2 separate regions of the Homo sapiens genome follow, and region 1 is linked to region 2. The links are chromatin loops, found by intact Hi-C in ENCODE. Cell type or tissue: heart right ventricle. All regions are shown on one strand. Links, peaks and the distances in the headings refer to the core of each region. The heading gives the core; the rest is flanking DNA.

What was found. Peaks named below come from ENCODE experiments on the same cell type or tissue, not always from the same donor. Only the 100,000 strongest peaks of a DNase experiment are listed, where the experiment ranks them.
Region 1: a loop joins it to region 2, with 2.7 times the contacts of the local background. A loop is called at or near these places in 18 of 110 quality-filtered maps.

The regions. Positions count from the first base shown.
Region 1 is chr21:36,257,425-36,264,155 of GRCh38, reverse strand. DOP1B (DOP1 leucine zipper like protein B) reads right to left here. Exons shown (of 37, transcript NM_001320714.2): 24 at 3,424-3,479; 25 at 506-610; 26 at 342-408. It overlaps LOC124905072 (small nucleolar RNA U13), which reads left to right and starts at 5,625; the gene lies at 5,625-5,730. In heart right ventricle, for the core only: CTCF peaks have their summits at 3,262 and 3,474; a DNase peak (open chromatin) is centred at 3,459; H3K4me3 peaks cover 1,136 bases; H3K27ac peaks cover 1,462 bases.
Region 2 is chr21:36,137,884-36,144,614 of GRCh38, reverse strand. CBR3 (carbonyl reductase 3) reads right to left here. Exons shown (of 3, transcript NM_001236.4): 2 at 6,683-6,731. The region is part of intron 2 of CBR3-AS1 (CBR3 antisense RNA 1); the gene reads left to right. Among named protein-coding and RNA genes, the nearest start is that of CBR3, 6.2 kb to the right of the region's middle. In heart right ventricle, for the core only: CTCF peaks have their summits at 2,779 and 2,983 (motif pointing left); a DNase peak (open chromatin) is centred at 2,974.

The DNA.
Region 1 (6,731 bases), core at 1,005-6,004, 120 kb before region 2:
CGCCACCGCGTCTGGGGGGAAATAAGATTTCTTATTCCATTTATGTTTTACAGTGAGATCCACATACATCTGCATACAGTGTGGAGGGTGAGGGGTGCAGCTGTCAATTCCACAATCGATTGCTCAAGCATTACACAAGAACCTTCATCAGAAAACCCGGGCCCCGGGACTGTCCGAACTCTCTAGAGACAGTGATGGCAGAAGTAAGACTTGAGAACAAGTGCAAAGCTAACCTCAGATTCTGTCCAATGTCTCTTGTCTACCTGCTATCTGATATCCCCCAAAGGAGGACAGCACTGCTGGGGTAATATCATTTGGCTGAACCTCTTTCATATACAAACCTGCAGGTCTTTTTGGTCCTTCTTGTTTTCCAGGTTGGGAGTTCTTGTTACAAAGTCATTCAGCATGCTGTTGGGAGACAATCAGCTTCAGATTAAAAATGCTGCAGAAATAAAATATGTGCCAAGAGAAAATATTACACAATGACAATGTGGTGACATGATACCTGAGAAGCAGAAAATACCCAGGTGGGGCTAGATTCAACTGTACAGACTCTTTCAATACTCCCAACAGTGAAGAAAAGTTCTCTTGCAAGGCTGGTACTGGGAGCCTGTTTTTTTAAAAGATAGGAAAAATACTCAACCACGAACAAGTCAAAATACATTTATTTATAAGCATATTTAAGATCCTGGCAGTTGGAAAGCAAAGGGTAAACAGCATACCTCACTGACCTTTTTCTTTTTAAAAACTTACAATGTACATGAGCTAAACTTTGGTATTCTGGCAAACACTTGGAGTTTGAGAACCTGAAATCCTACTGCTGGCAGGTGAGATACTCCTGGTTTCTTTGTCTCTAAAATAAAAGCCTTAAATTAGATGATCGACCTTGACCTCTCAGGCCTTTTTTTTTTTTTTTTTGGTGAGACGGAGATTTACTTTTGTTGCCCAGGCTGGAGTGCAATGGCGTGATCTCGGCTCACTGCATCCTTCGCCTCCCAGGTTCAAGCGATTCTCCTGCCTCAGCCTCCCGAATAGCTGGGATTACAGGCATGTGCCACCACGCTCGGCTAATTTTGTATTTTTAGTAGCGACGGGGTTTCACCGTGTTGCCCAGGCTGATCTCGAACTCCCGACCTCAGGTGATCCACCCGCCTCGGCCTCCCAAAGTGCTGGGATTACAGGCGTGAGCCACTGCGCCCGGCCTTTCTTCTATTTTATTTTATTTTATTTTATTTATTTATTTATTTATTTTATTATTGTTTTTTAAGATAGAGTCTTGCTCTGTCACCCAGGCTGGAGTGCAGTGGCACGATCTGAGCTCACTGCAACCTCTGCCCCCCGGGTTTAAGCGATTCTCGTTCTTCAGCCTCCCAAGCTGGGAGTATAGGCGCGGGCCAACACACTGGGCTAATTTTTTGTATTTTTAGTAGAGATTAGTAGGGTTTCACCATGTTGGCCAGGCTGGTCTTGAACTCCTGGCCTCAAGTAAATCCACTTGCCTCGGTCACCCAAAGTGCTGGGATTACAAGCGTGAGCCACCGTGCCCGGCTGATCTCTCAGGCCTTTCTAGTGCTAATATTCTGCTTCCCTGAAGTGGCTGGTAACACAGCATCACCTGTCAGAAGGCTGCAAAGCATTAGGTCCCAGGACACTCACCAGGAAACTGGCCTACCCCGCTCTGTAGCTCTCAGGATGAGGATTCTGAGATCACCGCTCCAAAGCGAGGAAGCACAGTCCAGGCAGTGAAAGCTCAGACTACAGTCAGAGTGTCCCAGGTCCAAGTCCTGGTTCTCCAACTTACTACCTATTGTGTGACCTAGGCGGTTTCTCCTCTGCAAAAGGAGGATGACCAAATCTAACCTGCAGCTCCTGGGAAAGCTCAGCTGTCCCTCAGGCCACTACACTCAACATTCGCCAGCAACGCAATATATATTCGCTGTCACAGGAGGGAAGTGACCGGCTCATCTTTAACTCCTGGAGGAAAGAACAACAATGATGCTCACAAGGGAAGTGGTCTGAATTTAACCCCACCCTGGTCATCTACCAGGAGGCCTCAATTTACCGTCCTGCAACTTCAGAATGTGGTGAGTGGGAATAACTATGTAATGTTAACTGTGTGAATCAAGGAGCCTGTGCCTGGTTGTTGGAGTTATTTACAGTGAGACTCCTGATGGCTATGTAGGCATAGTGAGGCTTCCCTGAGAAGTGGTCTATACCCTTCCCACCCCCATTTTTTTTCCTTTTTGAGATAGAGTCTCATTCTGTCCCCCAGCCTGGAGTGCAGTGGTGTGATCTCAGCTCACTGCAACCTCTGCCTCCTGGGTTCAAGTGATTCACCTGCCTCAGCTTCCCGAGTAGCTGGGACTACAGGCATGCTGCCACCAAGCCCTGGCTAATTTTTTGTAGTTTTAGTAGACATAGGGTTTTACCACGTTGGCCAGGCTGGTCTCAAACTCCTGGCCTCAAGTGACTCACCCACTCTAGCCTCCCAAAGTGCTGGGATTACAGGCGTTGAGCCACCGCACCCAGCCACCTCACCCTCATTTTCTGCAACACAGAGCTGCACCTGGGATGCAGCCATTGTAAGATCTGAATGAGGTCCAGTAAAGCTTCTTTTTCATCCATGGGGAAAAACCTGCGGAATCCCCTTTAATGCTCTCTTAGCTGAGACACCTAATACATATATTAACTTAGCAAATCAAAGCAGATACCTCTCCACATAAAACATGGGAAGGCACACTGAGAACGCCACCAGAAACAATCATTTTGCCTTTTTTTTTTTTTTTTTTTTGAGACAGAGCCTTGCTCTGTCACCCAGGCTGGAGAGCAGTGGTGAGGTCTTGGCTCGCTGCAACCTCCGCCTCCTGGGTTCATGCAATTCTCCTGCCTCAGCCTCCCGAGTAGCTGGGATTACAGGCGCACGCCACCATGCCGGACTAATTTTTGTATTTTTAGTAGAGATAGGGTTTCACCATGTTGACTAGGCTGGTCTCAAACTCCTGGCCTCAAGTGATCCGCCTGCCTCCACCTCCCAAAGTGCTGGGATTGCAGGTGTGAGCCACCGCGCCTGGCCCATTTCTCCTTTTTCTAAAAGAGGTCTTTAACACTTCCCTATATGTGGTTTTTTTCTTTTTCTGTATCAATTTAATGCAAATCCAAGCCTTTTAAAGTTTAACAGGCCTCACATAAAGCTTCGCTCATATAAAGTGTTCAAAGTACGCTGCACAGATTTTAAGATGTTAACTCTCTGGAGAAGGAAAAGCATAGATCAATACCTTGGGAAGAAATTATGACAACTTTAAGATATTTTCTGAACAATGGCTCTCTAGTAGTCTAGAAATAAAACCAGATATTTATTATGCATGCTCACTGCAATAGCATCTGTATTTAAGGAAGTTTTTGGAGGACGGGGGACTGTATTACCTTTGGAGAAAAGCATAGCAAAACTGCAACACAGGAATGTCCACTAGGGGCGATTTCTGAAAATGAAAGTAAAACCAATTACTCCGAGTTGGTGGGAAATAAGGCTAAAAGAATTCAGATACAAAATGAAACAGATCTATAGCCTAACAAAGCAAAGGTTTTTGACTAAAGAATCTTTCAGATATAACAACAGACATGATAGTGCCCATCATGTACAATTAAAACAAGTGTGTCCTATGAGTCCCCAAATCATTCACATCCCCTTAGACTTCTACAGTGATCTCCCACCCTGTGCACCTACTTTACATTCCAGGCGTCAACAGGCATTTCGGGAAAATTGGCACTGTAACCGAACTTCCCAAACAGAAAGCTAGGGCCAGTGTTGACTCCAGTGAATGCATATGATTACCAAGAGGCAAGAAAAAATTCTAATTCTTCTTTCTTTCTTTCTTTCTTTCTTTCTTTCCTTCCTTCCTTCCTCCCTCCCTTCCTCCCTTCCCTTCCCCTTCCCTTCCCCCTTCCCTTCCCTTTCCTTTTTCTTTCTTTGCATTCCTTCTTTCCTTTTTTTTTTTTCTTTTTACAAGAGTCTTGCTCTGTTGCCCAGGCTGGAGTACACTGGTGCAATCTCAGCTCACTGCAACCTCCGCTTCCCAGGTTCAAGCGATCCTCGTGCCTCAGCCTCCCAAGTAGAACCACCGCACCCGGCCAAAAAATTCTAGTTCTTAGTTTAGAAGATGACTCCAAGCCCAGCTCAGACAGCTTCCCCAAAAACCCTGTGGCTGGAACTACTTGGAAACAAGTTCTAAAACACATATTTTACCCCCTCCTTGCTTGTAAAAAGCTATTTGCAGCTATTAATTAACTAAACTAACCACAAAATGTAGTTTTGTTATTTGAACCGCCAAAAATCAGTCAGCTAGATAAAATCCGGTTCCTTTATAGCCCAGGAAAGACTAGAAATTGCAGGTATTTGTAGAAATTCAAGTAATGTGAAGGAATACAACCTAAACACACTCGCTCTGGCTGTCATAGCCTCTGCAGAGCTGTCTTCAGGACCTCGAAGAACCCCTTGGTTCTACGGCGACCAAGCCTGCAGCAGCACAGACCGCCCTGTGGAGCACCATTCCCACTCCTAACATTTATGGACAAGAATGAAAGGAGGCCAGGCACGGTGGCTCACACCTATAATCCCGGAAGTTTGGGAAGCCAAGGCGGGTGGATCACTTGAGGTCAGGCATTCAAGACCAGCGTGGCCAACATGGCAAAACCCCATCTCTACTAAAAATACAAAAAAATTAACTGGGCATGGTGGCGCAAGCCTGTAATCCCAGCTACTCAGGAGGCAGAGGCAGGACAATTGCTTGAACCCAGGAGGCAGAGGTTGCAGTGAACCAAGATCACGCCACTGCACTCTAGGCTAGGCAACAGAGCGAGACTCCATCTCAAAAAAAAAGAAAAAAAAAAAAAAGCCCGGGCGCAGTGGCTCACGCCTGTAATCCCAGCACTTTGGGAAGCCGAGGCGGGTGGATCACGTGGTCAGGAGATCGAGACCATCCTAGCTAACACGGTGAAACCCTGTCTCTACTAAAAATACAAAAAATTAGCCGGGCGTGGTGGCGGGCGACTGTAGTCCCAGCTACTAGGGAGGCTGAGGCAGGAGAATGGCATGAACCTGGGAGGTGGAGCTTGCAGTGAGCCGAGATTGCGCCAGCCTGGGCGACAGAGCAAGACTTCGTCTCAAAAAAAAAAAAAAAAAAAAACAGTGAAAGGCAACAGGATGACCATACGTTCTTGGAAGATTGGGAGACCTGGGCCAGATCCCCAAGAAATACTGTGGAAGTCATCCGGGTCCTTTTACATTCGAAGCCTTAAGCACTGACTGAGCTCGCTCCATAACCTGGCCTCGCAGTGCTGTTATTTTTTAGGATGGCTTCTCTTCTCTTCTCTCTTCTTTGCCAACCTAGAATATAGGAGGACTGAGGGCAGGAATTGCTTTTTCCACTATTTAGCCTCCACGACACCACTCAGTGCACATAGAGCATTGTCGATTAACACTGGAACGAAGGAAGAGACCAGGAGCTGGAGGATAACTGACTGGGTGACGCCCAACGGCCAGGCCCTCGGGGCCTGGACATTTCTATAGGGGGCTGCCCCGTGTCATATGTGAGGCTGAAAAAAATGGCTGAAAAAAAAGTCTTCCGATTCATCTGCAGTTCATTAGTGTGATGATTGGGTGTTCACGCACATGCGTGATATGTGCCACCCTCAAACTTTGTTACAATGGTCGGCACATTGTCTGATGTGAAAAAAAAAAAAAGTCTTTCTTTTGTTTTCAGACAGGGTCTTGCTCTGTACTGGAGTGCAGTGGCGTGATCTTGACTCAATGCAGCTTCAACTTCCCTGGCTCAAGTGATTCTCCCACCTCAGCCTCCCAAGTAGCTGAGGCTACAGGTGCATACCATGCCTGGCTAATTTTTTTTTTCTTTTTAGAGTCAAGGTTTTACTTTGTTGCCCAGGCTGGTCTTAAACTTCTGGGCTCAAGCAATCCCCCTGCTTCGGCTTCCCAAAGTGCTGGGATTACAGGAGTGAGCCACCCTTTAACACTCTAAAATCATAATATCTATCTACCTACCTACATCTATCTATCTATCTACCTACATCTACCTACCTACCTACATCTATCTACCTACCTACATCTAACTACATCTATCTCTCTACCTATCTACCTACCTACCTACATCTACCTACCTACCTACATCTACCTACCTACCTACATCTACCTACATCTATCTCCCTATCTACCTACGTACCTACATCTATCTACCTACCTACATCTACCTACCTACCTAACTACATCTACCTACATCTATCTCTCTACCTACCTACCTATCTACATCTACCTACCTACCTACATCTATCTACATACCTACCCTACATCTACCTACCTACCTACCTACATCTCTCTACCTACCTACCTACATCTACCTACCTACCTACATCTATCTACCTACCTACCTACCTACATCCATCTCTCTACCTACCTACCTACATCTACCTACCTACCTACATCTATCTATTTACCTAACTACTTCTATCTATCTATCTATCTATCTATCTATCTATCTATCTATCTATCATCTATCTACGTATCAACCTATGTTTTTACGTGTTTGTCTGCAGTTCTTGGTTCATAACTCCTGCCCTCCTTTGACCTGCCCCAAGGCAGGACTCTAATCTGACTACGGTTCATAAGACCCTCATTCTGGAGAGGGTCCTGTCCCACACCCTGGAGGAAGCAGTGCTGTGCA
Region 2 (6,731 bases), core at 545-5,544:
TGTTTTGTTGCCTAGGCTGCAGTGCAGTGGCACAATCTCGGCTCACTGCAACCTCCGCCTCCCAGGATCAAGTGATTCTACTGCTTCAGCCTCCCAAAGTGCTGGAATTACAGGCGTGAGCCACTACACCCGGCCTAAAAATTTTTTATTTTGTTTTGTGAGACAGTCTTGTTTTGTTGCCTAGGCTGCAGTGCAGTGGCACAATCTCGGCTCACTGCAACCTCCGCCTCCCAGGATCAAGTGATTCTACTGCTTCAGCCTCCCAAGTAGCTGGGATGAAGGTGTGTGCCACCATGCCCAGCTAATTTTTGTATTTTTTTAGTAGAGATGAGGTTTCACCATGTTGGCCATACTGGGCTTGAACTCCTGACCTCAAGAGATCCGCCCGCTTTGGCCTCCCAAAGTGCTAGGATTACAGGTGTGAGCCACCGTGTGCCCAGCCCGCTGGCAGTTTTATAAAACTGCTCCTCCCCAGCATACACACTCCAAGTACTTATAAACCTGCTTTCTGAGGGACAGTGCTCTCACCCTAAGGACTAAAGCTCTCAATTTCCTAGGCACACCCAATGTCCTAGGACAGTGGGCAGCCACCCCAATTCCTTAGTGCCACAACCAGCAGTAAGGAATCCCTGGGGATGACTCTGTCTGTCCTTCATTATGGACACTTCACGTGTGGAATGGGCTGTTTTTCCATCCTGGTTTTTATCTCATCACTTTTTTTTTTTTTTTTTTTTTGAGACAGAATCTCACTCTGCCAGCCAAGCTGGAGTGCAGTGGCATGATCTCGGCTCACTGTAGCCTCCACTTCCCAGACTCAAGTGATCCTCCTGTCTCAGCCCCACAAATAACTGGGCCCACAGGCACACACCACTGCACTCAAATAATTTTTGTATTTTTCGTAGAAACGGGGTTTCTCCATGTTGGCCGGGCTGGTCGCAAACTCCTGAGCTCAGGAGATCTGCCTGCCTTGGCCTCCCAAAGTGCTAGGATTATAGGCGTGAGCCACTGCATCCGGCCTGATTTCATTACTTTTTAGTCCCTATTTGATAATATTAATATTCATTAAATTATGAATTAATATTCATGTTGATCATGATTCACAGCTACTAAAGAGACAATTGTGCCCATAGAAACAAATATGTAGGCCAAAAATTTTACAATTTGAAGTACTGGTGGAAATCCAAAAACCAGTAAATGTGTTAATTTACACATTTCATCAGCATCAAACCCCACTAATTTTAGTGAGTTCTTTTATTATGTATTATTCTGAATGCATATTCTCTGTGTCCAATAGGGTCTTTTTTTTTTTCTTTGAGATGAGTCTTGCTCTGTTGTCCAGGCTGGAGTGCAGTGGCGCGATCTCAGCTCACTGCAACCTCTATCTCGGGTTTAAGTGATTCTCCTGCCTCAGCCTCCCAAGTAGCTGGGATTACAGGTGTGCGCCACCATGCCCAGCTAATTTTTGTATTTTTAGGAGAGATGGGGTTTCACCATGTTGGCCAGGCTGGTCTCAAACTCCTGACCTCAGGTGCTCTGCCTTCCTCGGCCTCCCAAAGTGCTGGGGTTGCACGCATGAGCCACCGCACCTGGCCGGATCTGTAGATTTTATTTCATTTTCTGAATGGCATTCCCCACAAGTTCCCATTGCAAGGGAGCTGCACATTCTTGTGGACCCCAATCCCACAAGAGATACCCTCACTCTGTCCTTGGAAACTAGCACCTCACTCATCCCCCCAGGTACCTAGTACTATTCAGTATTTCTTTCCTTCCTTCTCTCTCTCACTTTCAAAGATGAAGTGTATGTATGTATTTCTTTCCTGTTACAGAGAAGTTACAAGAATAGTTCGATAAATACCCTATGCCCATCACCTAAGTTCACTAATTGTTAACATTTTGCTGTGTTTGCTTTTTCCCTCTCTGTCCCTTTTTCTCTCCAAGTTGCTGATATCATAAACCTTCATCTTAAACACTTTAGTATTATATATGGTAGCAAGGGCATTCCCCTACATTACTACAGTTATGACCACATGCCAGGCATTTATCATTATACAACACTATTATCTAAAATACAGCCCATATTCAAATGTGTCCAAATTGTCCCAGTAATGTTCTTTTACAGTTTTTGTTTGCTTTAATCCAGGGTCCAAAGTAGGATCATGGATTGCGTTTTTTTTTTTTTTTTTGAGATGGAGTCTCGCTCTGTCACCTAGGCTGGAGTGCAGTGGCGTGATCTCGGCTCACTGCAAGCTCCACCTCCCGGGTTCATGCCATTCTCCTGCCTCAGTCTCCCAAGTAGCTGGGACTACAGGCGCCTGCCACCATGCCTGGCTAATTTCTTGTATTTTTAGTAGAGACGGGGTTTCACCGTGTTAGCGAGGATAGTCTCAATCTCCTGACCTCATGATCCGCCCGCCTTGGTCTCCCAAAGTGCTGGGATTACAGGCGTGAGTCACCGCACCTGGCCCATGGATTGCATTTAATTGTCACATCTCTTTCATATATTTTAATGTAAGGTAGTTGGCAATGACTTTTTTGAAGACTGTAGACCATTATTTTGTAGTATTTCTCTCAAAGTGAATTGGTCTGTTCTCATGAGGAGAGTCACATCAATATTTTGGCCAGGAATACTACATCAGTGATGTTGTGTTCTTCATTGCTTTCTAAACAGCTTTGTTCTCAGAAACTTGGCGGCTACAAGGAATTAAATGTGAATGGGAAAGGAAGAAAGAAAAACACAGATCATAGAAGCTGTGCCTTCGAGGAAATAAATCCTCTTAAGGGGAGGAGGTGTCCTCTTTGATCTGAGGGCACACCTCTGGGAGAGAGGCCAGAGGCTGACAGTCAGCCTCGTCAGCCAGATGCGTCATCAGCCCTGGGAAGGGCTGCACCCACACCACCCTCCACTGAGGTCCAGGTGGCCCCACCGGTCCCGAAACACCTGCTGCCTTACTCTAGAAAGAGTAGGCAAGTTGCGCCCTCTAGTGGCTTAGTAGTTGCTTGTCCTATTGACTCAGAACCTTGAACAAATAAGCAAGTCAAATACAGATAGATGGTCCCTGCCCTCTGATGGTTCCACTTAGGACTTACTGACTTCACTGATGGATGAGGAAGCGATATGCATTCTGCAGAATCTGTACTTGGAGGCCCCATACAACCATTCTGCATTTCACTTTCAGTACAGATTCAATAAATTACATAAGATACTCAACATTTTATGATAAAATAGGCTTTGTGTTAGATGACTTTGCCAGACTATAGGCTAATGTAAGCGTTCAAAGCACCTTGAAGCTAGACGAGGCTGACCTATGGTGTTTGGTAGGTCAGATGCGTTAAATGCATTTTTTTTTTTTTTTGAGACAAGGACTTGCTCTGTCGCCCAGGCTAGAGTACAGTGGCACAATCATAGCTCACTGCAGCCTCAACCTCCTGGGCCCAAGCGATCCTCCCACCTCAGTCTCTCGAGAAGCTGGAACATGCCACTATGCCCAGCTAATTTTTAATTTTCATTTTTTGTGTAGAGCTGGGGTCTCCATATGTTGCTCAGGATTAAGTCCATTCTTATGATATTTTCTTTTCTTTCTTTCTTTCTTTTTTTTTTTTTTTTTTTGAGATGGAGTGTGGCTCTGTCGCCCAGGCTGGAGTGCAGTGGCGCGATCTGGGCTCACTGCAAGTTCCGCCTCCCGGGTTCATGCCATTCTCCTGCCTCAGCCTCCCGACTAGCTGGGACTACAGGTGCCCACCACCATGCCTGGCTAATTTTTTTGTATTTTTAGTAGAGATGGGGTTTCACCGTGTTAGCCAGGATGGTCTCGATCTCCTGACCTCGTGGTCTGCCTGCCTTGGCCTCCCAAAGTGCTAGGATTACAGGTGTGAGCCACTGTGCCCGGCCACAAAAACTTCTTAACCTAAAAAGGTGAATGGTGAGAATTGCACTTGTACTCTTGTACTTGCTCAGTTTTTTAGTGGGATGGGATCAGAGAAAGCCTGCAGGGAGAACTGCAGGTGCTCTGGAAGGGGATGGAGTTTTAAAGGTGTCTTAATACCTTGCAGCTCTCAAGTTCCCATTCAAAAATTTATCGGGAGAAAACTTCCCAACACTGGGTAAAAGACATCCCTATAATGGCTGCGTCCCTATATAGCCACAAAAAAGATAAAAGCTTTCTGACCAAACCTGGAGAGAGCCCCAGACATAAGGAGTAAAAAAAGCAAAGTGGCAAACATTGTATGAAATGTTACCTTCTGTGTAAAAAGGAGAGTTTTTAAAATGTGCGTTTATATTGGCTCAGATTTGCATTTAGAAACTCCATCCCCTTCAAAGCACCTGCAGTTCTCCCTGCAGGCTTTCTATGATCTCATCCCACTCAGAAACTGACAGAGTACAAGTGCAACTCTCACCATTCACCTTCTTAGGTTAAGAACTTTTTGCGTCTGAGTGCGGTGGCTCAAGCCTGTAATCCTAGCATTTTGGGAGGCCAAGGCGGGTGGATCACCTGAGGTCAGGAATTCGAGATCAAGCTGGCCAACATGGTGAAACCCTGTCTCTACTAGAAATACAAAAAAATTAGCTGGGCGTGGTGGTGCTCGCCTGTAAACCCAGCTACTTGAGAGGCTGGGGCGGAGAATCTCTCGTACCTGAGAGGCGGAGGTTGCAGCGAGCTGAGCTCATGCCACTGCACTCCAGTCTGGGCGACGGAGGGAGACTCTGTCTCAGAAAAAAAAAAAAAAAAAAAAAAGGTTTTGCATCCAGAGATAATTTTGTTTGTTTGTTTAAAGTGATGAGGGTCTTGCCATATTTTTCAGCCTGGTCTTAAACTCGTGGGCTCAAGTGATCCTCCTGCCTCAACCTCCCAAAGTGCTGAGATTACAGGCATGAGCCACCACACCCGGCCAATAATCCATATTCGAAATGTTAAATTAAGAAAAGCACACTTCTGGCCAGGTGCAGTAGCTCACACCTGTAATCCCAGCACTTTGGGAGGCTGAGGCAGATGAATCACTTGAGGTCAGGAGTTCGAGACCAGCCTGGCCAACATGGCAAAGCCCTGTCTCTACTAAAAATATAAAAATTAGCCGGGCGTAGCGGCACACGCCTGTAGTCCCAGCTACTCAGGAGGCTAAGGCAGGAGAATCCCTTGAACCCAGAAGGTGGAGGTTGCAGTGAGCTGAGATCCTGTCACTGCACTCCAGCCTGGGCAACAGAGCGAAACTCTGTCAAAAAAAAAAAAAAAAAAAGAAAAAGCAAGCACATTTTTAATAAAAACCACAGTTCTAAGAATCCACAGTTAACTTCTTGGGGAATAAAATCCTCAAGGAAGCAAGCTTCCCTGTACCCCAGCACAGCTGTCATTTCACACTTCAGATTCTTTGCTAATGGATATCTCCCCCACTAGAGTTTCAGCTCCACCAATGAGATGGTCCCTGTCTATAATGCTCACCATTGCACACCCAGATCCCAGCATAATGCCTGGAATATGGCAGGCACTCCAATGTTTGTAGGAAAAGTATAATAGTAACATTTATTGAATACCTGCAGGTATAGGCAAGACATTTCCTAATAAAGAAAATTTCTCGTTCGGGCATGGTGGCTCACACCTGTAATCCCAGCATTTTGGGAGGCAGAGGTGGGTGGATCACTTGAGGTCAGGAGTTTGAGACCAGCCTGGCCAACATAGTGAAATCCCATCTGTACTAAAAATACAAAATGAGCTGGGCGTGGTGGTGCACACCTGTAATCCCAGCTACTCCAGAGGCTGAGACAGGAGAATCGCTTGAACCTGGGAGGCGGAGACTACAGTGAGCCGAAATTGTGCCACTGTACTCTAGCCTGGATGACAGAGCGAGACTCTGTCTCAAAAAAAAAAAAAAAAAAAGAAAAGAAAAAAAAAGAAAAGAAAATTTCTTTTGGGTTTTCTGAATCAACTTGAGAAAGTATGGTATAAGAAGAAAGGAATATAGGAAAAGTTGTAATGCTAAAACAGATACCAAGGTCCAGAGATGAGCTAGATGTGGGCCCATCACCTTGGAGGGCTGGAGGACTCATGAGATTGACCAGAGGCAAGCGGCCTTTGGGGACTCACAGCATTCTATCATTCTAGGATTGAGTTCATGACATGGATCCCAAAAGCATTGTGATATGTCACACTTATCTTTGGAACTTAAAGCTAAGGCTGGGCATAGTGGCTCACGCCTGTAATTCTAACACTTTGGGAGGCCAAGGTGGGTGGATCACCTGAAGGTCAGGAGTTCAGGACTAGCCTGGCCAACATGGTGAAACCACGTCTCTACTAAAAATATAAAAAATTAGCCGGGTGTGGTAGTGGGTGCCTGTAATCTCAGCTACTCGGGAGGCTGAGGCAGGAGAATTGCTTGACCCCGGGAGGTGGAGGTTGCAGTGAGCCAAGATCACACCATTGCACTACAGCCTGCACAACAAGAGCAAAATTTCTTCCCACCACCCACCCCACTGCCAAACAAAACAAAACTAAACTAAACTAAACTAAACTAAACTAAAATGTTGGAGTGAGAAGCCAAACACTGTGGGAAAATGAAGCAATTTTCTATTTTTCCCCCTTCAGAGAAATAGCACCCCTGAGTGATTTCTGCAGGGTAGCCCTGCTCCGGGAAGCCTGTAGCCCACTTCTTACTGAGGGATGCAACCCGACTGTCCACACGTTGGGCTTACCATGAGGTTTCATTATCGGCAGTAACTCGTTGCACATGTTTCTAGTGGC